Regions from separate parts of the Homo sapiens genome. Here regions 1, 3, 4 and 5 are each linked to region 2. A link is a contact called in ENCODE Hi-C or POLR2A ChIA-PET data. All regions are on one chromosome and are shown on one strand. The core of a region is the stretch at or near the end of the contact, and the rest is flanking DNA. Distances in the headings are between cores, read along the strand shown. Region 1 holds the start of ITPA (inosine triphosphatase). Region 2 holds the start of SNRPB (small nuclear ribonucleoprotein polypeptides B and B1). Region 3 holds the start of DNAAF9 (dynein axonemal assembly factor 9). Region 4 overlaps SIRPA (signal regulatory protein alpha). Region 5 holds the start of SLC4A11 (solute carrier family 4 member 11).

Region 1 (5,882 bases), core at 26-2,525, 740 kb before region 2:
GGGTTCCAGCTCCTTCTTTAAGTGAGGGCAATATTCTCAGCCAGAGGTTTGGGGTCTCATGCCCACTGTCCTGCATGGGCTCTGTTCAGGGTGGACTGCCTGACTGGTCTGGCCTCAGGATCCCAAACCTTTTTTCGGCAAAAGGCTCTGGTTCCTGAGAAGGCCACTCAGTCCTGGCACCAAAGTGACATCAGTCCCTCCCTACACTACAGGCAAATGTAGGTGTCCCTAGTGATTACACCCCACTGGTCTGCCTCAGACATATCCAGTGGGTGTCATCCTGATCCCCCACACATGACCCCCACTCCATGGCTATGGCTGATTGAACAGGGGCAAACTCTTGATTCAAGCAAAGCCAGTCGGAGCTGATATCTGGTAGAAGCCTCATTGTTCCATCCCCCAGCAGGGAAGAAAGGGGAAAGATATGAACAGGAATAGGGATCAGCATCCAGAGAGAACAAGGACAAGTCAGCTTCTTGAGAGAACTTCAGGTCCTGTGGGACACGATAACACTATATTCCCACAGGAGTCATCTGGTGGCTTACATGAGCTCCCTGTGTGTTTCTGTTACTTGCTAGCCACAAAGTCCCTGCAAACAGAAACTTTAGATCCACTGCCTCCTTTACTCCTCCTCTCTATAGCGCTGTGAAGCAAATGTCCTGCATCATCCCCATTTCACACACGCGAAAAGAGGTTAGAACATTTCAGGACGGTGGTGAGGCACGGACTGCTCAGTGTGGAACTCCGTCCCACGCCCTCTCTGGGTCCTGCTAGCCCTGGCCCAGCAGCGGGATGTGGATAAGTCCCAGAAGAGTGTCGGGACACTGGGTTGGGGTCTACTTCAATAGGTGACCTTCGGGGCGGTTGTTAAGAGCCCCGCTACTCCTCCGGGTCCCGCAGTCGCTGACCACACAAGCCCTGTGTCGGGATCTGTCGAGACCCTCGTTCCCTCGCCAACCCCGGGGCGCCCCGATTCTGCAGCCACTCCCTTCTTGCGCCCCAGCTTTTCCACACAGCCGGGTCAGGACCCATTCTTCCGGGCTGAATTCTGTTCTCTCTCCATGCCTCCTCCCACGTGCTTCCCTCCTCCCGGAAGCCCCTTCTCCGCCCTATTCCCAGCCGCCTCCCAGTTAGCCCCCAACACCCTCCCGGCACCTCCTCCAGCTTCTTGGCGTTCCCCGTTACAAACACGATCTTCTTCCCCACCAATGAGGCCGCCATGGTGATCCCCGGTTACCCAGCTGAGCCACCGAAAACTCCTTGGCGTCCAGTGACAGAAAACTTCCGGCTGGTGGCGGAAGTGAACGGCTCAGTTTCCGGCCAGGGGTCCCGGGGAAAGCCGACCCGGACCCCAAGGCGCGTATCGGGCGAGTGGGCTCGCGGTGGCGGCCTAGCCCACAGCGTCCGATTTGCTGGGGGCCTCCCGAGCCTGGAGACTGAGTGACCCACCCCTCCTGCCTAAGGGACGCTATCTTCAAGAACCGGAAGAGACCACTCCCACCCCCACCCCGCCCCTGCTTTCGCTCTTCTCTGCAATGGGGTCTCCGAAAGGAGAAGACTGCAGCCCTGTGACCCTGGAGGTTTGCGCTCTCCTATGCTGTCTCAAAAAACTGCCTCCTTCTAGGCAAGGGCTTCCAAACCCTCATCCTGATCTCACCTTCAGCCTTACCCGCCAGCTATGATCCACTCGACTGTGAACTTAAACTCGGCATAGCCTAAAACAAGCCCAAACTTCTCACCCGTTTTCACTCCTAGGCTTGAGAGCTCAGTATGTAGAGTTCCTCACTTCCTCATCCCTCCAGCCTCTCAAATCTATCACCCCTTCTCCGTGGCCACCGTTTCAGCCAGATCTTTGCATTCCAAACACAACAGAAAGTAGGAAGTGCCCTCTCAAAGGTGGGTCTGCTGAACCTCTGCTGATACTCTCTTTGCAGCAAGTCATCTGACCTCCCTCCTCCAGAGACTCAGCCCTCTGCCCCCCGCCTGGACCCCTGTGTCAGTACCTCTTGAATGGCCACTTCTGCCCATGGACAAGAAAGGGAGGGAGTCTGAGTTCTTACCAAGCTCCTCAGGCCATTCTGATGCTCATCAAAGTGTGGGAAAGCCCGGTGGCTCACGCCTGTAATCCCAGCACTTTGGGAGGCTGAGGCGAGTGGATCACCCGAGGTCAGGAGTTTGAAACCAGCCTGACCAACATGGAGAAACCCCATCTCTACCAAAAAGTACAAAATTAGCTGGGCATGGTGGTGCATGCCTGTAATCCCAGTTCAGAGAATTCAGGATTCAGGAGAATCGCCTGAATTCGGGAGGTGGGGGTTGCAGTGAGCGGAGATCGTGCCATCGGACTCCAGCCTGGGCAACAAGAGCAAAACTGCGTCTGAAAAAGAAAAAAAATGTGTGGGAACCACTGCTTTGGGTGGTGACCTGTTTTCTTTTATTGAAGTAGAAACACTAACCATTATGCAGAGTCCCTAGAGGAGTGGCCATGGGGATTTGGGGGCAGAGGAGGGCTTGGGGGACATCAGTTACCCCGAGGAGCCTGAAAAGAAGAAAAACAGCCCACCTTACATGGATGCCTTTCTTGGATCTTAGCCAGCTCAAGCCCCAGCTCAGGAAAACCTTCCCTGAGCTCCCTTTCATCTGCTTGCATAGCACTGACCTCTGCACTGCAAATAGATATTCATTTGTGTGATTCTGTTTTCTCTTCTAAAAATCCTAATGGTAAAAACCATATCTGTTTTTGCTCACCTCTCTTTTTCTTTTTTTTTTTTTTTTTTGAGACGGAGTCTTGCTCTAGTCACCTGGCCTGGAGTGCAATGGCATGATCTTGGCTCACTGCAACCTCTGTCTCCTGGGTTGAAGCGATTCTCCTGCCTCAGCCTCCTGAGTAGCTGGGACTACAAGCACCCCCCACGACGCCCAGCTAATTTCTGCATTTTTAGTAGAGACGGGGTTTCACCATGTTGGCCAGGCTGGTCTCGAACTCCTGACGTCGTGATATGCCCACCTCGGCCTCCCTAAGTGCTGGGATTACAGGCATCAGCCACTGTGTTTTGTTGTTGTTGTTGTTGTTGTTTTGAGATGGAGTCTTGCTCTTGTCGCCCAGGCTTGAGTGCAGTGGCACGATCTCGGCTCACTTCAACCTCCGACTCCCGGGTTCAAGGGATTCTCCTGCCTCAGCCTCCTGAGTAGCTGGGATTACAGACATGCACCACCACACCCAGTGAATTTTTGTACTTTTAGTAGAGGTGGGGTTTCACCATATTGACCAGGCTGGTCTCAAACTCCTGACCTCAGGAGATCCCTCCACCTCAGCCTCCCAAAGTGCTGAGATTACAGGCTTGAGCCACGGTGCCCAGCCTCACCTCTCATTCTTAAATCCCAGCTCCTGGTACATAGTAGGTGTTCTGTAATGTAAGATAACTAGCTTGGGCACAGTGGATCACTTGATCCCAGGAGTTCAAGACAAGCCTAGACAACATGGTGAAACCCAGTCTCTACAAAAAATACAAAAAATTAGTTGGGCTTGGGGGCACACACCTGTAGTCACAGCTGTTTAGGAGGCTGAGGTGGGAGGATCACCTGAGCCTGGGAAGTCGAGGCTGCAGTGAGCCAAGAGTGCCACTGTACTCTAGCCTGGGTGATGTGAGTGAGACCCTGTCTCAAAAAACCAACAAACAAAAAGATCACAACTGACATCTATAATTACAAGTCCATAGATAACTTTCTTTTTCATTCTTTTATTTATTTATTTTTTTTGAGATGGAGTCTTGCTCTGTTGCCCAGGCTGAAGTACAGTGGTGTGGTCCCGGCTCACTGCAACCTCTGCATATTGGGTTCGAGCAGTTCTCCCACCTCAGCCTCCTGAGTAGCTGGGACTCCAGGCATGCACCACCATGCCTGGTTAATTTTTGTATCTTTCTTCTTCTTTTTTTTTTTTTTTTGAGACAGTCTCACTCTGTCGCCCAGGCTGGAGTGCAGTGGCGCGATCTCAGCTCACTGCAAGCTCCGCCTCCCGGGTCCCCACCATTCTCCTGCCTCAGCCTCCCAAGTAGCTGGGACTACAGGCGCCCACCACCACGCCTGGCTAATTTTTTTGTATTTTTAGTAGAGACGGGGTTTCACCGTGTTAGCCAGGATGGTTTTGATCTCCTGACCTCGTGATCCGCCTGCCTCAGCCTCCCGAAGTGCTGGGATTATGGGCATGAGCCACCACACCCGGCTAATTTTGTATTTTTAGTAGAGATGGGGTTTCTCCATGTTGGTCAGGCTGGTCTCAAATTCCCGACCTCAGGTGATCCACCCACCTCGACCTCCCAAAGTGTTGGTTGGGATTGTAGGCGTGAGCCACGGTGCCCAGCTTTTTTTTTTTTTTTTTTTTTTTTGAGACTGAGTCTCACTCTGTTGCCCAGGCTGGAGTGCAATAGTGTGATCTCGGCTCACTGCAACCTCTGCCTCCCGGCTTCGAGAGATTCTCCTGCCTCAGCCTCCCAAGTAGCTGGGATTACAGGCACCCACCACCACGCCAAGCTAATTTTGTATTTTTAGTAGAGACAGGGTTTCACTGTGTTTGTCAGGCTGGTCTCAAACTCCTGAGTTCAGGTGATCCACCCACCTCAGCCTCCCAAAGTGCTGGGATTACAGGTGTGAGCCACCTCGCCCAGCCCATATTTTTTCTTTTTCTTTTTCTTTCTTTCTTTCTTTTTTTTTTTTTTTTGAGACAGAGTCTTGCTCTGTCGCTCAGGCTGGTGTGCAGTGGTGCAATCTTGGCTCACTGCAACGTCCGCCCCCTGGGTTCAAGTGATTCTCCTGCCTCAGCCTCCCGAGTAGCTGGGATTACAGGCATGTGCCACCACGCCCCACTCATTGTTTGTATTTTTAGTAGAGACAGGATTTCATCACGTCAGCTAGGCTGGTTTTGAACACTTGACCTGAAGTGATCCGCCCACCTCGGCCTCCCAAAGTGCTAGGATTACAGGGGAGAGCCACCTCATCTGGCCCGTATTTTTTCAAATCCCTTTCTCACCATTGTTCATTGGTCCTGAATTTATTTTTATTTATTTTTATTTTCTGAGACAGGGTCTCACTCTATCACCCAGGCTGGAGTGCACTGGCATGATCATGGCTCACTGCAGCCTCGACCTCCCTGGGCTCAGGTGATCTTCCCACCTCATCTTCCCAAGTACCTGGAATCACAGGTGCATGCCACCACACCTGGCTAATTTTTGTATTTTGTAGAGACAGGGTTTCATCATGTTGCCCAGGCTGGTCTTGAACTCCTAGGCTCACCTCTACCTAGACTTCCCAAAGTATTGGGTTAACAGACGAGCCTCTGTGCCTGGCTCCTGAAATAAATCTTTACTTCTGTTATCATGTATACAAAAAGCTTAATAAATTCCAGTACTGCCCTCCCCTCCCCTCCCCTTCCCCTCAAAAGAAAGAAAGAAAGAAAGAAATTCAGTGTCACAGATACAGCAAAACCCCAACCCGCTTCCCTCCTCCTAGAGGTAATCGCTATCCTGAAGTTGGTGTGCATCAGTCCCAAGCCTCTTTTCGTACTTTTTCCACGGTTGTTTCCATAAACACTATGTGGGATTGTTTAGTGATTTTTAAAACATATATAGTCCGGGCGCGGTGGCTCACGCCTGTAATCCCAGCACTTTGGGAGGCCAAGGTGGGTGGATCACAAGGTCAGGAGTTCGAGACCAGCCTGGCCAACACGGTGAAACCCCCATCTCTACTAAAAATACAAAAATTAGCCGGGCGTGGTGGCGGGCGCCTGTAATCCCAGCTACTCGGGAGTCTGAGGCAGGAGAATCGCTTGAACCTGGGAGGTGGAGGTTGCAGTGAGCCGAGATCGCACCACCGCACTCCAGCCTGTG
Region 2 (5,524 bases), core at 2,119-4,618:
CGCTTGAGCATTGGAGGTCAGGCTGCAGTGAGCTGTGATCGCACCACTGCACTGCAGCCTGGGTGATGGGGTGAGACTCTGTCTCAAAAAAAAAAAAAAAAAAAAAAACTCACAGAATGGGAGAAAACCTGTATAAATCATATATCTGACAAGGAACTTGTATCTGTAATGTAGAAAGAATTCTTACAACTCAATAATAAAAGTCAAATGGTCCAATTAAAAAATGAGAAAAGGATCTGAATGGGCATTTCTCCAAGGATGATATATAAATGGCCAACAAGCACATGAAAAGATGTTCAACATCATTAGTCATGAGGGAAATGCAAATCAAAACCACGATGAAATTGATAGCACTTCACATTAAGATGGCTTGAATCAAAAAGTCAGATAATAACAAATATGGGTGAAGATGTGGAGAAATCAGAACCCTCATACGCCACTTGTGGGAATGTATCATGGTGAAGCCACTTTGGAAAACAGTCTGGCAGTTCTTCAAATGGTTAATCAGAATTATCATATGACTCAGAAATTCCACTCCTATCTGGATACCAAAGAGGAATGAAAGCATGTCCACGTGAAGACTTGTACACGATGTTTACAGCAGCATTATTTATAACAGCCAAAAGGTGGAAGCAATCCAAATGTTCGTCATTTGATGAACTGATAAAATATGGTAGTTCCCTCCTTATCTGAGGAGGTTATATTCCAAGATCACCAGTGGATTCATGGAACGGCAGATACTACCAAACCCTATATATACTATTTTCTCTTATACATACATAGCTATGATAAAGTTTAATTTATAAATTAGGTACAGTAAGAGATTAACAATACTAATAGAACAGTTATAAAAATATACTGTAATAAAAGTTATATGAATGTGGTCTCAAAATATCTTGTACTGTACTCACCTATTTTTATACTGCAGTTGATTGTGGGTAACTGAAACCACAGAAAGTGAAAGATGGATATGGGGGGACTACTGTACATCCATACAATGGAATGTTATTTGGCCATAAAAAGGAATGGAGTATTGATACGTGTCATGACATGGATGAGCCTTAAAAACATTGTGCTAAGTGAAAGAAGGTAGTCACAAAAGACCACGTATTATTATATGATTCCCTTTATATACATTTTCTAGAATGTCCTTCATAATATTCATCCTTCTGATAGACCTGAGTGTAGGTTCAGGTCTCTGCTCACATACCACTCCTCAGAGAAGTTTCCCCTGACCACCTAGCCAAAACTGTACCCTATCCCTCTCAGTTCCTCTGCCTTTATTTATTTTTTTCATATCACTCTAATGTTACATTGCATACTTATTTATTTGGTTTACTATGTCTTTCTCAGTAGGATGTAAAGCTCCGTGAGGGAAAGGACTCTATCCCAATAATGGTGCATGGCCTTAGTAGATGCTAAATAAAAATGATTTTAAATGCATGCATGAATGAAGTGTTAGGCAGCTGGGTAAGGTGGGGGCAAATGAACAGCTGAGGAGCCAGACGGACCTATATTCCCACTCTGACTCCGCCACTTTGGGCAACATAATTCATTTCTATGAGGCTTCGCCTCTTCATCTACAGGTGACAGGAAACGGGACAACAGAACACACCCTTTAGAGATGGTGTGAAGATGGCAAAGCACCAAGGTGGAAGCTCTCCTTGCTGGGTTTGAGGAACAGCAAGGAGATTAGTGTGACTGGAGAAGGATGAATGAGGGCAATGTTGACGGAGATGAATGAGGTTGGAGAGGAGCGCAGAGCTAGATTTTATTCCATGTGTGCTGGGAAGTTTTTGGTAAGTGGAGACCAGGACATGACATCATCTGATATCCCAGTACGTTTAGAAGGATCCCTCTGGCTGCCGTGAGAACAAGAAAGGAAGCAAAGAGACAAGTTACGGGCTCGTTCAATGATCCAAGACAGAGACGATGGTGGCTATGACTAGAGTGGACGCAATGGAGTGGGTGACAACAATCATATTCAAGATAATTTGAAGGTGGGGGCCACAGGATTTGCTGATGAATTTGATTATTCGATGGCAGAGAAAGAGAAGAATGAAATATGCTTCAAATTTGTCATTTTCTTTTTTTTCTTTTTTAATCCAAGAAACTTCGGGGATGGGGAACACTGGTGAAGTGGTTTTAGAAACAGTGAATAGAATCAAGAATTCAGTTTTCAACATGTTAAATTTGGTATACCTATTAGACATTCACATCACGCTGGCAGCTGGATATAAAGGGCCAAGAGTTAAATGAAGAGACCAAGGTTAGAGGAACAAACTTGAAAGCCTTGGGTGTATATGCTGTATTTAAAAGTCATAGGAAGGGCCCAGTGTGATGGTTCACGCCTGTAATTCCAGCACTTTGGGAGGCCAAAGTGGGTGGATCAGGAGTTCGAGACCAGGAGTTGAGGTCAGGAGTTCGAGACCAGCCTGGCCAACATGGCAAAACCCCGTCTCTACTAAAAATACAAAAATTAGCCGAGTGTGGTGGCACAGGCCTGTATTCCCAGCTACTCGGGAGGCTGAGGCAGGAGAATCGCTTGAACCGGGGAGGCAGAGGTTGCAGTGAGCCGAGATTGTGCCACTGCACTCCAGCCTTGGTGACAGACTGAGACTCTGTCTCAAAAGAAAAAAAAAAGTCATAGAAAAAAAATAAATGTCATACGACTGGATGCGATTATCAGCAAATATGGGTAGAGCCCTTATTTTGTGCTAAAGTGTTCTAGGCACTACAGCAATGAGTAATACACAAAGAGAAAAATTCACACCCTTATGGATCTTACATTCTAATGGGGAGGGGATAATAAAATAACTAACAAAAATATACAGCGTGTTAGATAGCAAGAGGGAAATACAGGAGAGATGAGGATGAGGTGGGTGGGAAGGTTACAGGATGGCTAGGGAAATCCTCACTGGGAAAATGTTATTTAAGCTTAAACCTTGAAAGAGGTGAGGGCAGCAGCCTTCTGGTATACCTTGGGGACTACCATTCCAGGCAGAGGCGAAAGCAAATGCAGAGGGGCTGAAAAAGGAGCACGTCCAGCCAGTGGAGGGAAAAGCAAGAATAGTGACTGTAGAGGAGAGAGCCGGGGAGGGTGATGGGAAATGAGGACCGAGAGGTTAATGGGAAAGGCGGGGTGAAGAGAAATGAGTGTGACACAGAGCAGCTCTCAGTACGGATTTAAGCTAGGAAGGTGTCCAAACAGGAACTTAAGGCTCTCCTTACGTCAAAGCCGGATGTTAACGCCCAGTCCCCAGGCCCCGCCTCTGCTCGGCAGAAGCTCCGCTCCGGGGCCGGAACTCCAGGGCTAGTGAGCTGGACCGGAAGTAGGTTTCTACCCGACCGCATTTTACGTGGTGCTGCATTTCCGGTAGCGGCGGCGGGAAATCGGCTGTGGGAGAGAGGCTAGGCCTCTGAGGAGGCGAATCCGGCGGGTATCAGAGCCATCAGAACCGCCACCATGGTAAGGAGGGCACAGGCTGGCGGCGCGGGAGCTTCCGAGTCTGTTGTGGAGTGGGAACCGCGACTGATCGGGGAGGAAGCCGTGGGTTGGAGCCACTTAGGGCGGTGAAGGCCTGGGCCGAGGCCGCTCGGTCTGGGCGGGAAAGACCAGGACCTTGGCGGTTCGGCTAGGCATGGGGTCGAGGAAAAGGTTGGAACCGGTGTCGGAGGCCGAGGTCGCTCGGCAGGGGCGAGGGTAGAACCGCGGCTCTCGACACCGCTGTAGCCATAATTCCTGGGACCCAGTAGGCACTAAGTTAACTTTTGCCGAATAAATATATGTCCCGGGCTTCGGAGCAGGCACTGGAGCCGCAGGGGGACCCGGTAAAAGGCTCAGACTTGCGGAAGTTTGTGAGTCTGAGAAAGAGTTGGCGGAAGTGGGTGGAAGGGGCTCGTGGACCACGCTAGAGTCTCGCTAGGTCTGCTGGATGGAGAGGAGGGCGGAGGAGGGTGATGGCGAATGGAGGAAGAGCTCCACTCAGTTGCTCATCACGTTTCCGTGTTTGCCTGTGCCTGACTTCTCAGGCGCTGGGGCTACTCTCTGAAATATGTTTGCTTCCTTCACAGAGGTAGCTGGGGACACATAATATAATTCAGTGTGGTCATTCGGTAAAAGTAACGGCAGCGGGGCGGGGTAAGAATGTTTTCTCAAATAGATGGTTCCTGAGCAGATTCCTAAAAGATTAGCAAGAATGTTCCCGGCGAAAATGGGGGGAATATTACAGACCCGGAGAACTGAAGGAACAAAGGCTGAAGGGTAACAAGATTTAAAAAGTTACTGGATTTTTCTGCGTTTGTTGACTGAGAAAAAGTTGCTGGAGGAGAAAGGAAGAAAGAAGGGAAGACGGGAAGAATTGGCAGGAGGCTAGTTACTAAAGGCCTTGCATGTTAATTTTACCTCAGTGGTGGTGAGGCATGTCATTGAAGGATTTAATTTAATTTATTTTTATTTTTTTGAGACGGAGTTTTGCTTTTGTTGCCCAGGCTGGAGTGCGGTGGATCGATCAGGGTTCACTGCAAACTCCACCTCCCGGGTTCAAGCGATTCTCCTGCCTCAGCCTCCCAAGTAGCTGGGATTGTAGGTACCCGCCACCACACTTGGCTAATTTTTTGTATTTTTAGTAGAGACGGGGTTTCACCATGTTGGCCAGACTGGTCTCGAACTCCTGACCTCAGTTAATCCACCCACCTTGGCCTCCCAAAGTGCTGGGATTACAGCCGTGAGCCACCACACCCTGCCCACTGAAGGATTTTAACCAGCAAAATGACATAAGCTTAGTGGTGTTTAGAAAGATTGCTCTAGCTCTGGCATGTATATTCGATGGGACTGGAAGCAGGGAAACCTGGTAGGATATTGTTTGGATAACTGGTTAGAATAGGCGCTGGATTCATTTTGTCTAGGTTCCAACACAGCTTCCCAGCTGTGAAACTGGGCAAGTTACTTAACCTCTCCTAGCCTCAGTGACCTCATCTGTAAAATAGGGATAATAATGGGCCCAATTTTGGGGATTAAATGAGATGTACTGTGCTTATCACAGTGCCAGATACACAGTGAGCACCCAGTAAACATTAGTTGAGCTGGACCAGTGAATGTTGCCCTAAAGGTTCAGATCCCTTGTGGTTAGAAGCTGGTTAAAATGGTCATTGAATGGAAACTGAACCACCTAACCTGAGGGAGGCTCGCAGTATCTTTGTGTGGAGTCAAGTTTTGTTTTTGTTTTTTTGAGATGGAGTCTTTCCCTGTCACCCAGGCTGGAGTGCAGTGGCATGATCTCAGTTCACTGCAGCCTCCACCTCCCAGGTTCAAGCGATTCTCCCATCTCAGTCTCCCGAGTAGCTGGGATTACAGGCACCTGCCACCACGTGTGGCTAATTTTTGTAATTTTAGTAGAGACGGGGCTTCGCCATGTTAGCCAGGCTGGTCTTGAACTCCTGACCTAAGGTGTTCTGCCCACCTCGGCCTCCCAAAATGCCGGGATTGCAGGAGTGAGCCACTGAGCCCGGCCATGGAGTCAAG
Region 3 (5,735 bases), core at 2,187-4,686, 940 kb before region 2:
AAAAAAAAAAAAAAAGGAGGAGGTCCAAATGGCTAATAAGCACATGAAGAGATGCTTGACATCATTAGCTATCAGGAAATATAAGCCAAAACCACAATGAGATACCACTTCATACCCTCTAAAATGGCTATAGTGAAAAAGATAATGAGTATTAGGGAAGATATGGAAAAATTAGAACCCACATATGATGCTGGTGAGAATATAAATGGTGCAGCCACTTTGGAAAACCGTTTGGCAGTTCCTCAAAAGGTTAAACGTAGAGTTACCATGTGATCCAGAAACCCACTCCTAGATCGCCAAGGAAACAAACTGTGTGTCCACAAAAAAACTTGTACACAAATGTTAATAATAGCATTAGCTACAAAACATAGCAAAACAGTGGAAACAATCTGACTGTTCATTAACAGATAAATGGATAAGCAAGATGTGGTATATCCATTCAATGTAATAATATTCAACCATGAAAAGGAACAAAATTCTGATACATGCTGCAACATGGATGAACCTTATAAACATTATGCTAAATGGAAGAAGCCAGTCATGAAAAACCATATATTGAATGATGCTGATAACATGAAATGTCCAGAATAGGCAAATTAAAAGGTTAGTGGTTGCCTAGGGCTGGGGTGGTTGGGAAGAAATGGAGGAATGACTGCTAATAGGTACAGGATTTTCCTGTTGGAGTGATAAAAATGTTCTAAAATTGATTGTGGTGGTGGTTGCACAAATCTGTGCCTATACTCATTGATTTTTTTTTTTTTTTTTGAGACAGGGTCTCACTCAGTCCCCCATGCTGGAGTGCAGTGGCCTGATCTTAACTCACTGCATCCTAGACCTCCCAGGCTCAAGCGATCCTCCCATCTCAGTCTCCTGAATAGCTGCGACTACAGACACATGCCACTATGCCTGGCCAATTTGTGTGTGTGTGCATATATGAAATATATTTGTATACATAAATTATAATATAAATATATATTTTTATAAATAAACTATATATATATAGAGAGAGAGAGACAGAGAGATGAGGTTTTGCCACGTTGCCCAGGCTGGTCTCAAACTCTTGGGCTCAAGAAATCCACTTGTCTTAGTCTCCCAAATTGCTGGGACTGCAGGCGTGCACCACCACGTGTAGCCCCGTTGAATTGTTTTTAGAGCTGATTTTCAGAGCTTTTGCACCGATGGGAAGTTATCTCTAAATAATGGTGGTTACTTGTTCATGACTCTGGACTTGAGCTAAAAAATTGATCACTGCAAGCATAGAAAGAATTGAAAGAGTTGTATTTGATAAATCTCATGACGGTGTCATAGCGTCTGTCATAAGTCCAAACTCATACCAAATAGTAACTGGGAATTGAATCTTGAGCTGTGAACTTTGAACTCGGACAAAACAATAAATTGAACTCAATATCTGATGCAAAAAAAAAGTGAATTTCTTCTCTGCTTGCAAGGGAGAGCGGTACTTGTAAGGTACAGCCTCTCTGAACAAAGCCAGAGCTGATCTTATAAAAGGTTTTGAAGGCCGGGCGCGGCTCACGCCTGTAATACCAGCACTTTGGGAGGCCAAGGCTGGCGATTCACTTGAGGCCAGGAGTTCAAGACCAGCCTGGCCAACATGGCGAAACTCTGTCTCTACTAAAAATACAAAAAATTAGCCAGGCTTGGTGGCACAGGCCTGTAATCCCAGCTACTTGGGAAGCTGAGGCACAAGAATCGCTTGAACCAGGAGGCAGAGGTTGCAGTGATCTGAGATCACGCCACTGCACTCCAGCCTGAGCAACAGAGTGCGACTCTGTCTCCAAAAAAAAAGGAGAAAAAGAAAAAAAAGGCCGGGCGCGATGGCTCAGGCCTGTAATCCCAGCACTTTGGGAGGCCAAGGCAGGCGGATCAACTGAGGTCAGGAGTTTGAGACCAGTCTGGCCAACATGGCAAAACCCGTCTCTACTAAAAATACAAAAATGAGCCAGGCGTGGTGGCGGGAGCCTGTAATCCCAGCTACTCGGTAGGCTGAGGTAGGAGAATCGCTTGAACCGGGAGGCAGAGGTTGCAGTGAGCCGAGATCGCGCCACTGCACTCCAGCCTGGGCGACAGAATGAGACTCAGTCTGGGAAAGAAAAAAAAATGGTTTTGGAAATATTCGCCTTCAGGGATTGGCTGTCTTTCCGAATCAGAAGTGGAGTGCGGCAGCTGAGTACCCACTGACTTTCGGAAGCCTGGTCGCTGGTGTCAGGCACTTGTTGATTGGCTATTGTCGGAGGCTTAGAGCGGTCACTGATTGGCTGACTTTCAGAAGCGTGGGGTTGTCATTGATTTACTAAGAAGCATAGTTACCGGAGTGAGGCTATCGCTGATTGGCTGATTTTCAGAGCTGCTGCACCGACGAGAAGTTATCTCTAAATAATGGTGGTTATTTGTTCACGACTCCGGACTTGAGCTAAAAAAGTATTTTCCTTTCTTGAATATGAAAGACGAGCACTTTAAATTCCTACTCCCTTCTGGTCTTCCCTCAGCCAAACCTGAAGGAGACACCATAGGGATTGTCCAAATCTTCATTAGTGTAGGAAGGATTTTCAGCCAGTGTTGTAATTTAAGTGATCTAGCACCAATTACTGTGGGAGAAAAATAGCTCTAATTATTGCAATTTAGTGTAAAAAGATGAATACAGGACATTTAAGGCATTCCGACGAGGTCAACGAAGGACGCAGGCCAATAATCATTAAATACGTCCTGTATATACAGGACTCCTGGCAACTATCAGTGCAGTATTTCCCAAGTTTCTTGTACATGTCCCTGCAGAAACCGGTAGAGCTAGGATCTTAACAGTAAAGGTTAGGGGTCTTCTGGGATCCTGTGCGCCTCTAACGCTCATGCCCTGCGCAGGGCTGGGTGCGCACTGCTGCGCTAACCCGAGGCCGGCTAGGAATCTATTGGATGTTTGAAGGGTGGGTGCGGAATTGATGACCAGGAAGCGGGAAGACACCGTTCCGGAGAACAGGGAAGCGAGCCGGGTACTGGGGAGGTGCGCTGGGTACTGGGGAGGTGCGCTGGATCCTGACGCCGGAGCGGAAGACTTCGCTGGAGGCCGGGGCTGGTCGGGCGGGGCGGGGCGGGCAGAGGCGGAGGGGCGGGGCCGGGCTGGGAGAGGCTCCGCCCCCGGGCGCGTCCGTGTGCGTGGCCGGGGGGCGCCGCGCAGAGCCCCGCTCTATGATGCCGGGCTTGAGGACGAGGCCGGGCGGCGCTGTGGCAACCCTCACCCTGCGGACACGCGCTCCCAACATCCGGTCCGGCGGCCTCGCAGCTTAAGAAGTGGGGTCCCTGTGGCCGTGCGCCGACCCCCAACTCCAGCCGCTCCCAACGCCCCCATCCGCTCTCGGTGCGCGCGCCCCCTCCACGCCCCCGCCCCCGCCCCCGCCGGGCCCGCGCGCCGCGCCCCCTCCCACCCGGCACGCCCTGCCGCCCCGCCCGGCCGCAGCTAGCGTGGAGCCGCCCTGCGGGCAACTGAGACCCTCGCAGCTGCACCGTCCTCCTCCGCCGCCAGTCGTCCGCCGCCATGGACGTGTACCCCCCGCGCCGGCAGGGGCTGCCCCGCGCTCGGTCCCCTGGCGGCTCCAGCCGCGGGTCACCCTCCGTCAGGTACGCGGGGCAGAGGCAGCCGAGGGGCGGCCGGGCGGGGGATGCGGGCTGTCGGGGTCCGGCGACGCCTCCCGCCGCAGGGCGTGGTCCGACATGGCTTCCTCGGGACGGTTCTTTGCTGAACGGCTCAGGGAGGAATTTTTCCCAGGAACGGCGCCCTCTGTAGAGGCCCCACAATGGCTCCCCTTTGGACAACCCCGCAACGGTTTCCCCACAATGGCTCCCCCACAGACAACCCTGCAACGGTTTCCCCACAATGGCTTCCCTAGGGACAGCGATTCCCTGTGAAGACACTGTTATGACGTCCTCACCCCCATAGAACGTTTCTCCCAGGAAGGATTCTTCTACACAGAACCCCACAGAGGCTTCCCTATGAATAACTCACTCGCCTTCCCCAGGGAATGTTTCCCTCAGAAACTGCTACTCTACAGACCTCACACCTCCACACACACAATAGCTCCCTCGTGTAGAACCCCCAAATGGATTACCTAGAAAGCCCCCTCCCGTGGGTCTCTAGAGCCTTTGCCCTTGACAACGGCTTCCTTAAAGAGTGTCCCCCGCCCCCTACGTACATAATGACAGCATCTCCCCTGTCGCGCGTTTCCCCAGCTCCCCCTGCCTCAGCCTGCATCGCGACGCCCCCTCACTCCACAATAGGGAGCTCGGGTTGGGAGGAAGTAGAGGTATTAGGGACGCAGGAGGAAAAACTGGATAAATAGGGGAAAGAGGCCTAGAACCTCCGAAAGCGGCGGACGCCAGGCCCCTTACCGTAGAGACACAGTCCCAAGCTACCTCAGTATGGGGAGGGGGTGATCGTGGGGAGCGTTCCCCGCCCCCTTTAGATATAGGAAGATCCGTTTCCGATTTCTGTGCCCTATGCGTTTGGTGCTGATCTTGTTGGTCTGGGCATTGTTTGTGATGGAGCTGGTGTGGGGCGCCGGCGCAGTGTGGAGGTTGGAATGATGGAGGGGTTGCAGCAGAGACCTTTGAGAAGGAGAGGGAGAGGGGGAATGCGAGCGATGAGCTTTGGTACTGCTAAACTGTCATTAAAACAGGAGAGGGTTTTGTTGTTGTTTGCTTTTTCTTATTCTAGCCACATAGCAAAGCAAATATATTGTTCCCTTGAAAGGAGGTTGCCAATCTACATGTTAAAACAGTTTTCTTATATTCTTGTTATGGTACTTAAGGCATATGTTTTAACTTTGCTTGCTGATCTGATTTTTGGGGTTGTTTGTTTGCTTTAACTAGACCAAATTATTGGAGAACAAGAAACTGATTCTTAGAAACCTGTTTCTTTTTTACTTCCCTGCATTCCTTTCCACAACCCAGAATCCAGTATATGTTTGTTGAACAAATAAAGGATAGAGAAGGTGGGGGGTAGATACCAATGAAACATTGCATTTAGGAGTCCTAAATTGCTTCGAATCTGTCAGGTGACATTTTTGAACTCCTGCTCTGCCCTTCAGTGTAATTCCTTGTGGGCTTTACAGTTCCAAGTTTAACTGCTTATAGTAACGCATCTCCAATCCTTTGCAACATTTCTGCCAGTTTCACTGTCTGAAGCAGAAAGTATTTGAACTTGTATAGACATTGCATAGGATACTTTAGAACAGCCATCCGTTAAATCTAGGCTCTGTGTGGACTTGAGGTTTATCCCAGATCATCTTGAGCTTAGGAATTTGGATTTGAGTCTGTTGAGATCTTTAGGGGGAAAAAAATCATCTCTACCTTAGAATCTGTCTCTTAAATGCTGCCTTTCTTGTTTTTAGTAGCATGGCCATGTGCTTTTTATTTATTCTTTTAAAGGTAGTGATTCTATGTTCAAAGAAGTATGCTGGCTCACTTTACTGATCATACCCGAACTCCAAATCTTCTATCAAGTGGTTTGAATAAAATTTGATTTCAGACAAGGAATAGTGCAAGGAACCCCAAGGCCTAGCTGCCCCCAATACCTTTGGTGAAAGAAATTTGCTGAAGGCTTCCCTCCTTTCCCCACTTCTACATGATTGAACGTGCTTTTCTTGCCCATTCAAGCCTTTCCCTTACTCTTGACATTGAATGTTACTAGCACTTTCCTGTCACCCATATATGGCTTTGCTGCTGAC
Region 4 (5,029 bases), core at 2,040-4,539, 530 kb after region 2:
GGTTAAAGGGTAACTGGGTCACACCCTCTGGCCAACCTTCTGGGACAGAGGGGGAATCAGCCCGAGCTTCACAGCTGCACCATCCCCCTGGCTGTCTTCAATTTATTCCAGTTTGATCCCAGTAGGGTTTGAGAGCAGAAATGGAAGATTTCTTCTTCAAGGATCAGCTCAGAAAGCCGGGATGGGGGCGGTCACTAAAGGGGTAGGATAGACGGCCAGGGCCACTATCCCTACCCTCTGTGTGTTCCTAAAGTGCTTATGAGAGGTGGTGGGGAGGGGTGTCATCTTCACTATCCCCACTTTACGGATGAGCAGACTGAGGCATTGGGTCTCGATAAGACTGCACTGTCAAGAGGCAGCCCTCAGCAGCCCTGGGCAGGCTGGACTTACCACAGCGGGGTCACAGAAGGCTGCACTACCAGCCGCGTGGCTCAGCTGAGAACATGGCCAAGTCAGTCCCAGCCAGAAGGCTGTGTCTCCAGGGAGTGGCTGACCTGATCCTTCTTGCCCATTCTTGGGGTTCTGGGACTTGGAGGAACTCAAGTCTTCGCTGTAAGAAAATCCCTCCAGGACAACAAACTGTTAAACCTCAGACTTCACAAGACCCAACCATGGACTTCAACACATGACAGACAGCCAAGATCACGTTGCTGTTGTTTTAAGAAAAAAAACAAAACAAAACACCACAGATCAAGTTTTCTAACACCTCAGTTTCAAGATTGCACGTTTCACATTTCTCAGTAATTTACAGGCGTCCACAGCGAGATGTTGCTTAGTGCTAGCTGGAGGGGCAAGCTCAGGTCTAGAAGGGAGAGATGGGTCCGGGTGGAGCAACACAGTTGGGCCCCAGGGAGTCTTGGAGGGACCCAAGGAAGCAGAGGGTTTTGTCTCCAGTCCTTTGGGAGGGGTCCTCTCCTCCTCCAGGACTCATGGCTCTTTAGCCTAGGGATGGGGGAGGCCAGGACTGTTGGCAGCAACCTCACCAAGCCTGGATATGGGTTCCAGAGTTTTTTTCCAGCTTTTCCATGGAAGGGGCAGTTTGATCTAAAGGGGAAATCTTCCCCACTCTAGCCCCAGTTGGGTGGTGGTGGTAGTGGTGGTGGTGGTGGTGGTGGTGGTGGTGGAGGTGGTGGAGGTCAGGGGAGGTGGGATTTTCTCCTCCCCACCCTGGAAGATCAGGCTTCGGAGCATCGGGGAGGCAGTCGAGGGTCTTCAAAACCCACATGGTGATGGACGGAGGCACAAGAGTTCTTGGACCCCAGGCAGTTCTGGCCACTTCCCAGGTTGGTTCCCTGGCTGGTTTGGCAACGTCAGCCTCCAGGTATGTGGCAATGTGGGGGGAGGGGGCCGTGGCTGCCCAGGAAGTGCTGGAGAGCCAAGGAGGGGTGGGGAGAGAAGAGCCACCCTGGCCCCTGGGTCCCAGAGCCTGCACCGCCCCAGCCCTCCGGGAACTGGGTTGGCTGTGCTCATCACGGCGGCTCCCTGTGGGACAAGAAAGCGCGTAGAGATGGGTGCTAGAGCAAACCACGGTCCCATTCACTTCCTCGGGACCTGGACGCTGGCGTACTCTGAGAAGGACGGCTCAGGCTTGGGGGCCGGCTGCTTGGGGGTCCGGTTGAGGTGGACCATGTCCAGGTCAGCATAGGTGAGGGTGTCCTCCGACGCGGGCTGCGGGCTGGTCTGAATGCTGGCATACTCCGTGTGGTTGTTGGGCTCCGCAGCCTGGGGAGCAGGCTTCTTCCCCTTGGGCAGGTTCAGGTCTGCATATGTGATATCATTTGTGTCCTGGATTTAAGATACCCAAAGAGAAAGTCATGAGAAGGTCATTCTATAGCCCCTGGCCCACTCACTCAAACTGAATACCAAGTCTGGATGCTTCTGTGTCCTCTCGGCCCACACTGGCTCAGCCATAAGTCATGTTCCCCTCATCTCTTGCCAACGTTACTTGCCTCCAGCCTTGCCCCTTCCCATCTGCCCTCCTCCTCACCCTGCCTGAAGGGTCTTTCTGACCCGCACAGTGCAGTCTCCTCACAGCCCCGCCTCAGTGTCACCTCCTCCCGTTCCTGCCTCCTCCTAGCCTGAACCACCTGCAGTCTTCACCCATTTCTCATGTTCATCCCTCGAGGGTGTCTGTCCTGCTTCTCCTTGTAACAAATCCCAATCCACCATGTAAATTTCAGATGAAGCATGGCTCATACTAAGACCCTCCCTGGCTCTCCCCTCTCCTGGCAGGGTCCATGTTCCTTCTTTGTGCTTCCTCAGCCCATGTTTGTTTTCCATCACAGGGCCCGCTACCCAGGACCATGTCTGTTTGGGGGCCTGAGGAGGTGCTGCTGATGGTGGTACGTGTGGGGACATTCATTAATGTATGCGTTTATTCCACAAATATTCACTGGGCATTTGTTATGATTCAGAAACCAAGGCTGGCACATAAGAAGTCTGATCCATATTGAATGAATATATGAGTGGATGGCAATAATTTCACCTTCACTCAGGGCAAAGCTGGGGACAGGGAGACAGAGAACAGGGGCAGTATAAGAACGAGATCGCCAGTTAGTGAAGCGGGAAACGTTCTGGAGTCAGAAAGCCTGGGTTTGAATCCTGGTTCTAGCTCAGGGATTTTGAGCAATTCACTTAACCTCTCTGGGCCTCAGTTTCTCCATCTGTAAAGAGGGGATGATAATAGTGTCTACTGCCAGGGTTGCTGTGAGGATGGAATGAGATTATCCAGGTAAAGCGTTTAGAACAGAGCCTGGTACCTATTGAGCATCTGTCTTCAATAAATGTTCGCAATCATTAACCACTTAGCAAACTTGGATACCTCCCATGTGCTAATCCTATCAACCTGCCACTGCCGCCTCAAAAGCGCCCATCATGAATGATAAACTTTGCTCCCTCTGTGACTGGCCCCTGCGTGATAGAACAGAATAAAGCTACCACCAACCGGCACACCTCCTAGTTGGTGCACGGTAATGGCTGATTTCAGTTCTCAGGGCTTACAAGCAGCACACAATCACATAGATCACCCCATCCACTCTTACCACAACCCTGCTTGGGAAGGATTATCTATTCCACTTTACGGCTGAAGACACTGAGACCAAGGGAGGTTCAATAAAGTGGACAAAGTTGTCCGGCTGGCAAAGAACCAAAGTGTGTTGGACTCTACGACTGTGCTCTTAGCACACAGCTCCTCTGTCCTGAGCCCTGCGTGCTCTCATTTGCTTCTGTCTGGGAAATCCGTGTTGACAGCGTGCAACTCCCTCCCTGGCCAGGGCTGGCACCTGGCACTGGAATCGCAGGCACTCTGCCAGCTGGGCTGTGACTGTCTGGCTCACTGTCCAGTGCGTGGCACACAGTGGGTGCCCAGTAAGTCTCTGCTGTGAATTTCGTAGAGGTTTCCATGACCCATTCTTCTCACCATCATTTTTTTCCCCCAGAAGATTCCAGGAGGAAGTCCAGAAGTAAAATGATGGGGGAGAAGATCTCCCTCGCTCATGACTGGAAATTGTTTTTTCTTAATTACAACTCGAGCTCATGTCCGGGGCTGCGGGGGGACCCCATGGGTCACAAGGGCAGGGCCAAGGCATTTTGGTCTACAAATGCTGCGCCTTTCACCAGCCCGACTCCTTCAACAGATTACATCTAAAAAGATGACAACTGCCTTGGAAATGTCAAGGACAGCTGGCGCGCTCTCGTTCCGGGTTCAGAGCAGGGCCTGTCTTGTTACAAGATGCTGAGCAGCCCTCTGCCTTCAAGGTCTGACAGCATCAGCCGGTGATAAGCAGGGCTAGGTTTCTCAGAAACCGTGTTGCTGCAAAATCATCTCAGCAATGCTGACCAGAAACCTCCAGCTTGAGTGAGTGTGCCCTTGTGTGAGGTAATTAATGACATGGGGTCTTTCCATCAGCAAAGGTGGGAGAGGCCCTGGCAGGCTGGGCTTTGCAGTTCCAGCATAGAAAAGCCTGGCTGTGAGGAGCGGGCAGTGAGCTGGGAGTGGCGCTCCTGGTAGAGGGATGGGCCTGGGCAAATGTAGAGAGATGGGAAGGCACGATCCACACTAAGGGAGCTGCAGCCTGACTCCAGGGCACCATTTTCATAGGACGGATTGTGAATGGTGCCCCTGGGGAGTTGTGCAATGGGTCGCACTGAGTCATGAGGCTGCAACAGCCACTCTTGGCTGCAGTAGAGAGAAGGAATATGCACAGGACATGGGGAAAGCTAGGAGTGTAAGATCCTCCACCCTCCACCCCACAAGGAGTCTTAATTTAGAACCAGATCTGCAATTCCGGTTGATGTGAAGCAACCACGCCACGGAGTTTCCCAGGAAGGGCATCTCACCAAGGACTGTACCTGTGTTATTTCTCTGGCATTCTTCTCGGGCTCATGCAACCTAAAAAGGAAAGAGACACACAGATAAAAATACCCTCACTATCTCAAGTGCTCATGCAAACTGATAAGAATAACATTTAGGCTCCATTTTCTATATGGGTTGAGGACATGAACGAAGGACTCATAACAGAAATACAACTGCATATCAAATGTTTGGACAAAGGGGTCAATCTCACTAAAAAGGAATTCTAAGCAATGCACTATCATTTTTTTAACCTACTCTATTGGCAAGGATCTTTAAAAATTATAATACTTGGTGCTGGGGAAGCTATGGTGAAATGAACTGGAGCTTTCATACGTCACTGGTGGGAGAGGCAAACCAGTACAATCCTTTTGGGAAGCAGCTGGCAAAATCAAGAGCTTGGAAGATGTCCTCATCCTTTGACTCATAATTGCACTTTTTTTTGGGGGAATTCAAAATATAGAAAAAGCTTTCAACACAAAGGCATTTGTCAAGGGCTGGATGGGGGAGGAGGTTTATGTCTTAGGGCTCTGCCAATTGGGACTGGTTAGGGAAATTAGGATAAATCCACAGATAAAGATTTAAAAGGTTTATGAGGAGGTTTTTTTTTTAAGTTAAAATTGCTTACATTAAAATGATAAGTGAAAAAGGAAAATTCTCTGTAGGATTATCTCAATT
Region 5 (5,528 bases), core at 2,788-5,287, 770 kb before region 2:
CCCCTCTACCAAAAATACAAAAATTAGCCAGGCATGGCAGGCGGATCATGAGGTCAGGAAATTGAGACCATCCTGGCTAACAGGGTGAAATCCCATCTCTACTAAAAGTACAAAAAATTAGCCGGGCATGGTGGCTGGTGCCTGTAGTCCCAGCTACTCGGGAGGCTGAGGCAGGAGAATGGCGTGAACCCAGGAGGTGGAGCTTGCAGTGAGCCGAGATGGCGCCGCTGCACTCCAGCCTGGGCAACAGTGCAAAACTGTTTCAAAAAAAAAAAAAAAAAAAAAATTAGCCAGGCATGGTGGTGCATGACTGTAATCCCAGCTCCTGGGGAGGCTGAGGCGGGAGAATCACTTGAACCTGGGAGACGGAGGTTGCAGTAAGCCAAGATTGCATCGCTGCACTCCAGCCTGTGAGACAGAGTGAGACCCCATTTCTCTCAAAAAAAAAAAAAAAAAAAATTAGCCAGGCACAGTGGTGCACACCTGTAGTCCCAGCTGATGTGGGAGGATCGCCTGAGGCCAGGAGATCGAGGCTACAGTGAGCCGTGTTTGTGCCACTGCACTCCAGCCTGGGTGGCAGAGTGAGACTCTGCCTCAACAAAATAAAAATCAAAGAAATAAAATGACTCAGTGAAATGTGGCCATCCAGGGTGAGAGGAAGGAGGCAGAGGGGAGTCGGGAGTATCTGGCTGGGATGCCCATTAGGCTAGACCAGAAAGCCTGAGTGGAATGGAGGATGGAGGATGGAGAAGAGAGCTTCGGGAGGGCGTCATAGGCCTGAAATGCCTCCATGGAGATATCTGCCTTTAACATTCCTTTGGGTTTTTTGTTTGTTTTGAGATGGGTGGGTCTCCCTATGTTGCCCAAGCTGGTCTCAACACTCCTGGGCTCAAGGGATCCTCCCATCTCATCCTCCCTAGTAGCTGGGATTATAGGTATGTGCCACCGCACCTGGTTTACTTTTTGTTTTTTGTTTTGTTTTGTTTGTTTGTTTTTGAGATGGAGTCTCAGCAGTTTCAGTGGTGTGGTGGGGACAAAAGACAGGTATGAGTCGGTTGAAGAGACATAGCGGGAGGGGCATGGAGCTCTGGAGAAACTTCCTCTTAAATGTAGCTGAGGGATAAGGCAGCACCCGGAGGGCAAGGGGCTTTAAGGGAAATTTTTTTTTTTTTTTTTTTGAGATGGAGTCTCGCTCCGTCGCCTGGGCTGGAGTGCAGTGGCACGATCTCGGATCACTGCAACTTCCACCTGCCGGGTTCAAGCAACTCTCCTGCCTCAGCTTCCCGAGTAGCTGGGACTACAGGCATGCGCCTCTATGCCCAGCTAATTTTTTTGTATTTTTAGTAGAGAGGGGGTTTTAGCATGTTGGTTTGCCAGGATGATCTCCATCTCTGGACTTTGTGATCTGCCCACTTCGGCCTCCCAAAGTGCTGGGATTACAGGCGTGAGCCACCGCGCCCGGCCGGGGAATGTTTTGTTTTTAAAATGAGCCCTTTTTTTTTTGAGATAGGGTTTCTCTCTGTCACCACGGCTGGAGTGCAGTGATGCAGTCTTGGCTCACTGCAGCCTTGACCTCCCTGGCTCAAACAATTCTCCCACACCAGCCTGCTGAGTGGCTGGGACCACAGGCGTATGCCACCATGCCTGGCTAAGTTTTTGTAATTTTAGTAGAGACGGGGTTTCACCGTGTTGCCCAGGCTGGTCTCGAATTCCTGAGCTTGAGCAATCCTCTCACTTCTGCCTCCCGAAGTGCTGGGATTACAGGTGTGAGCCACCAAGCCCGGCCTAAAAATGAGATGTTATACATTTACTTCAGACCCCAGATTCTACAATCCACAGGCAAGATAAGTGGCATCAGGGGAGGACAGCAGAAAACTGTTAAGTGCGCCTTGTGGAACCCAGCGGTTACAGTTTCAAGTCCACAGCCCAGTAAAGTCTGAGACCCCAAGGGAGGGAATGAGAGGGAAAGTGGGTGCCTGCGTCTGGGTCCCTCAACCTGCCTGCCTATGTAAGGACCCAGTGGGGCACAGGACAGGAGATCTGGGGCACCAGTATTTGCCTTCAGCGTCAGACGATCTACACAGGACAGGAGGCAGGTGGGAGGACTGAAGGAAACAGCCTCTGAAACGGTCAGTCTGGAGGCAGCAGGCGTGTGGGCCTCAGGGGTTCCCTCCAGGAAGGCCGAGGGAACAGAACCGCAGGGGCAGAGCACAGGTGTAGCAGAGAAGGGCTCAGTGCCAGTTCCTTTGAGAGACGGTCAGGGAGCGGACAGAGGGGGCCCATAGCCGACTAGGGGCGGCTTGGTCATGGGCTCCTCTTTCCTCAGTGGGCTGAGGGGTTAGGTCCTTTGAGGAGCGCTGAGGAGACTGTGGTAAGGGGAAGCGCCCTCCATCCCAGAGGCTTTCCTGGAACAAGTGGGTTGGAAGGACCAGGTGTTTGGGAGCTGCTGGGAGCAGGTGCAGAAGCCAAGGCATTCCCAGATGGGGGAGACTGGGGGTGGCAAGGTGGCTTTTCAGGGATCCAGCCTGCATGCCACCTATGCAGCCATGCTCCGGGGGCGACATCCGCCTGTGTCCTTCAGCTCTTCCTCAGCCTCCACCCGCCACCCGGGAGTCAGTGCCTGGACTGGAGCTCTAGCTGGAGGGCGTCTAGGAAAGGTCCCAAGGGGTGCGCAGGATGACCTGGTGTCTCTCCAGAGTCACCCCTGCTAAAATACTATGTGGCCAGCCCCAAGTCAGTTGCAGGTCATGGTGTTGGGATCTTCCACAAGGCCTCCTGGAGTCGCGCTGGGGGAGGGTGGGGTACTCAGTCTGTCGCAGAGCCCCAGGCCATCCGTCGCCAAGAGGAGCACTCCAGCGCTTCCCTCCTAATGCGTTCTTATCTTGCCGGGAGGAGAACTGGGCCAGCCTTACTCACCCAATCTATGCATGAGGCTTCCCCAACGCGCCAGAAGCCCTTCCTTCGCAGAGGTGGGCTTGCCCCGGCCTGTCCCCGTTCCTCTACCATGGTTAGGGCACAGTGGCCGAGGACTCCGTCCCAGCGCGGCTGAGCCGGAAAGCGATGGCGGCCGGAGGGGTCGGGAGGTTGGTTAGCGCTTTACGGAGCTGCGTGTTCCGTTTCCAAGGGCTGTAGAGCCTTCTACTGGGAGCCACCGTGGATCAGGCCAGGGGTTCGTCAGCTGCATTTGCCGGATCGCATCGCAGCACGCGCACCCACACGCGCACACGCCCTACTCGCAGGAGACTAAGCGCCCCGAAAAGGCGCGTCCCCGGGCGGGTCGCAGCCGGTCCAGGAAAGGGGACAGGGCGCAAGGGCCATTTGGGGAAGGAAAAAGGGGGCGAACCATGACCTTGACCTCATAGAAGGCCGAGGACGTGAAGAGGCTGGCAGATAAGTTGGCGAGGCTCGCAGCGAAAACCCAAAGCAGCCGAGCTCGGAGAGCGCCGTCTCAGCGGGCGAGGGCGTAGCCCGGGGAATGCACGGAGGTCCGTCTAGTCAGTCGGGGCGCGCTTCCTGGAGGAGGAGGAGAAGGACTTGCGGCCGGAGCTACCGGGATAAATGCAGGAGGCGGGGCAGCCAGCGGGCGTGGCCCTGCGGAGGTCCCCGGTCGAAAGGAGGAGACAGGGGCCGGCCGCGTACTTAAAGCGGACGCGGGGGAAGCCCTCCCGGGGTCTGCCTCAGTCGCACAGCTCGGTGGGCTCGTGGCGCAGTCGAACGTTTTCCCAGAAGCTCCCCGGCCCCGTCCAGCCCCTAAACTCGCGACGCTGGGTCTGCTGGGTCCGGCGCGCACAGGCTCGAAGGAGCCGGGTCTACTCGGTTTGGCCCAGCAGCTGCGGGCGGCGGGGAGCAGCCCAGCCCGGCTGGAGCAGCCTCCCGCGGGTGAGGGCGCGGGGCGGGCGGCCGGGTCCCAGCCCTCGGCAGCTCTGCCTACCGCGCCCGGGCGCGGCGTCTGAGCGGCATTAGGACCCAGGCGCGGCGTGGGGGTGTGTCGCCGGCTCCCGCCGCCGGCCCGCCCGAGTCGCCGAGTTTGGGGTCCAGAAGCGCCGGAGCGCCGCGTGAGGAGCCCGGCCGTGAGTGCGCGAGTGTGCCATGGCCGCGGCCACCAGGCGCGTGTTCCATCTGCAGCCGTGCGGTGGGTGCCTGAACCCGGGGGCGCGGCGGGAAGGCCGCCCGGGTCTCCGCCACCGTCTCCCGTCGGGGACCCCGGGGAGAACGCGGATGCCGTCTGCCTGCGCGGGCCGGGGCCGGTGGGCGAGAGGGCTGCGGGATTCCCAGCCGCGGGGAGGAGGGCGCGGGTGCGGGAGGCCCGGGCGCGGCTTCGCGGCCACCGCGCGCTTGGTTTCATTAGGGCTCTGCTGTCGCCGTCTTGAATTTCTTACCAGGTTTGAACAGCTGATGCAGCGGGTCGAGGGCGGGGAGCTCGAAAGTGGGCAGGGCGGAGCTGTGGGGCTCCCAGCGCCCCGAGCGCCGAGCTTTTGGGAGCCTGGCGGGCCGCCGCCTCGGAAGGTCTCATTTTACCTTCCGCCCGGGCATCTTCCCGTCCGGCGCCGCGGTGGGAGCCCCGGAACCCCTGGAGTTTTGGGAGTCCCGGGACCCCTGACCGTGCCCTGCGCGGCCGCAGCGGTTTCTCCCTTGCTCTGACACGGGAGGGCCAGCCCTGGGTCCCCGCCAGGACCCAGGTTTGTACGACCCTTTACCTGCACGTGGGCCGCCGGGACGGAAGCGGAGTGTGCACCGGCCCAACCCTCCCAGACCCTCGTCGCCCACGGCCTGGGACGCGCCCCAGCGCCCCCGCCCCCCACTTCAGGATGCAGCCCCGGCTCCCGCCCCGCGCCTGCATTCACATCCTGCGCCCCGACCCCCGGGGTCTCCGAGTCTGGAGGCGCTTTCCTCTCGTGCACGCGGCCCCTCCTGTCGCTTCCTTCCTCCGACAGCGAGGCACAAACAGCCGGGACCATCCGGGGACCGGCCCAGGGAGGGCGCAGCCTCCCCCGACCCATGTGTCCCTCAGATACTCCTCCCACCCCCAATTGTTCTCCCTTTTGGACCAACGGCTCTGGCTTCCAGGCGGCCGGGACGCGGTCCCAGGACTGGAGACCGTTGCCTGTCGGCCCCCGTGTGACCCGGGGCGCGTGACGGGGGTCGGGGGAACTGCGCCTGCAATGGGCGTTTATGGCCCCCAGGACCGGTCTGAGAGTGAGAAGAGGGATGTGCAGAGAGATCCCCCGCCTTGGCATCCGAGGAGAGAGGGGGAGAGGCCCGCTCGGGCCCGGTCCCTTCCTCTCGCTGCAGCGGGGCAGGGTTTTCTCAGGAAAACCTGGATTAGCGAACATGGTACTGGTACTAACTCGGTGGGAAGACATCCCTGGAACGTCTCTCCTCCTCGCCTCTGGCCCGCCTGGGCAGCCCCTAGCAGATGGGCTAAGCAATTGAATTTCTGAGATTAAGGCTGGCTTCCCCTGCTATGGGGCCCCCTCCCGAGCACTGTCCCCTGCTTCCCTTTCTCCCTAGGGTGGCGTGGGTTGCAT

What was found. Hi-C counts contacts between places; a loop is a spot of excess contacts on that map. ChIA-PET counts read pairs that join two places held with the same protein, here RNA polymerase II (POLR2A). Pooled maps may share reads with other maps.
Region 1: a loop to region 2 is called in a map of naive thymus-derived CD4-positive, alpha-beta T cell, with 15 times the contacts of the local background. The contact joins the promoter of ITPA here to the promoter of SNRPB in region 2. A Hi-C loop is called at or near these places in 1 of 168 maps with a recorded cell type or tissue (naive thymus-derived CD4-positive, alpha-beta T cell), 2 of 37 single-sample maps with no recorded cell type and 10 of 50 pooled maps.
Region 3: a loop to region 2 is called in a map of CD8-positive, alpha-beta T cell, with 27 times the contacts of the local background. The contact joins the promoter of DNAAF9 here to the promoter of SNRPB in region 2. A Hi-C loop is called at or near these places in 2 of 168 maps with a recorded cell type or tissue (CD8-positive, alpha-beta T cell and gastrocnemius medialis) and 8 of 50 pooled maps.
Region 4: a loop to region 2 is called in a pooled map, with 4 times the contacts of the local background. The contact joins the enhancer-like site here to the promoter of SNRPB in region 2. A Hi-C loop is called at or near these places in 2 of 50 pooled maps. POLR2A ChIA-PET finds 5 or more read pairs at or near these places in 2 of 52 experiments (AG04449 and MCF 10A).
Region 5: a loop to region 2 is called in a pooled map, with 5 times the contacts of the local background. The contact joins the promoter of SLC4A11 here to the promoter of SNRPB in region 2. A Hi-C loop is called at or near these places in 1 of 50 pooled maps. POLR2A ChIA-PET finds 5 or more read pairs at or near these places in 2 of 52 experiments (H1 and naive thymus-derived CD4-positive, alpha-beta T cell).

What each region holds. Positions count from the first base shown.
Region 1 is chr20:3,204,891-3,210,772 of GRCh38, reverse strand. ITPA (inosine triphosphatase) reads right to left here and starts at 1,275. Exons shown (of 8, transcript NM_033453.4): 1 at 1,156-1,275. The coding sequence starts at 1,221. RefSeq lists enhancers at 1,080-1,149, 1,032-1,680.
Region 2 is chr20:2,468,633-2,474,156 of GRCh38, reverse strand. SNRPB (small nuclear ribonucleoprotein polypeptides B and B1) reads left to right here and starts at 3,368. Exons shown (of 7, transcript NM_003091.4): 1 at 3,368-3,469. The coding sequence starts at 3,467. RefSeq lists enhancers at 3,359-3,408, 3,419-3,468, 3,629-3,748.
Region 3 is chr20:3,405,370-3,411,104 of GRCh38, reverse strand. DNAAF9 (dynein axonemal assembly factor 9) reads left to right here and starts at 3,436. Exons shown (of 37, transcript NM_001009984.3): 1 at 3,436-3,630. The coding sequence starts at 3,548. RefSeq lists enhancers at 2,035-2,536, 2,913-3,112 and silencers at 3,103-3,352, 3,393-3,632, 3,693-3,772.
Region 4 is chr20:1,934,076-1,939,104 of GRCh38, reverse strand. SIRPA (signal regulatory protein alpha) reads right to left here. Exons shown (of 8, transcript NM_001040023.2): 7 at 4,351-4,390; 8 at 1-1,785. The coding sequence ends at 1,537. Among named protein-coding and RNA genes, the nearest start is that of PDYN-AS1, 11 kb to the left of the region's middle. RefSeq lists enhancers at 930-1,482, 1,483-2,037. Within about 2 kb of position 3,289, at least 17 of the 41 ENCODE cell types and tissues checked have a DNase peak (open chromatin) inside an H3K27ac peak, as active enhancers do.
Region 5 is chr20:3,237,699-3,243,226 of GRCh38, reverse strand. It overlaps SLC4A11 (solute carrier family 4 member 11), which reads left to right and starts at 4,037. Exons shown (of 20, transcript NM_001174089.2): 1 at 4,037-4,132. The coding sequence starts at 4,090. RefSeq lists silencers at 3,788-3,947, 4,048-4,227.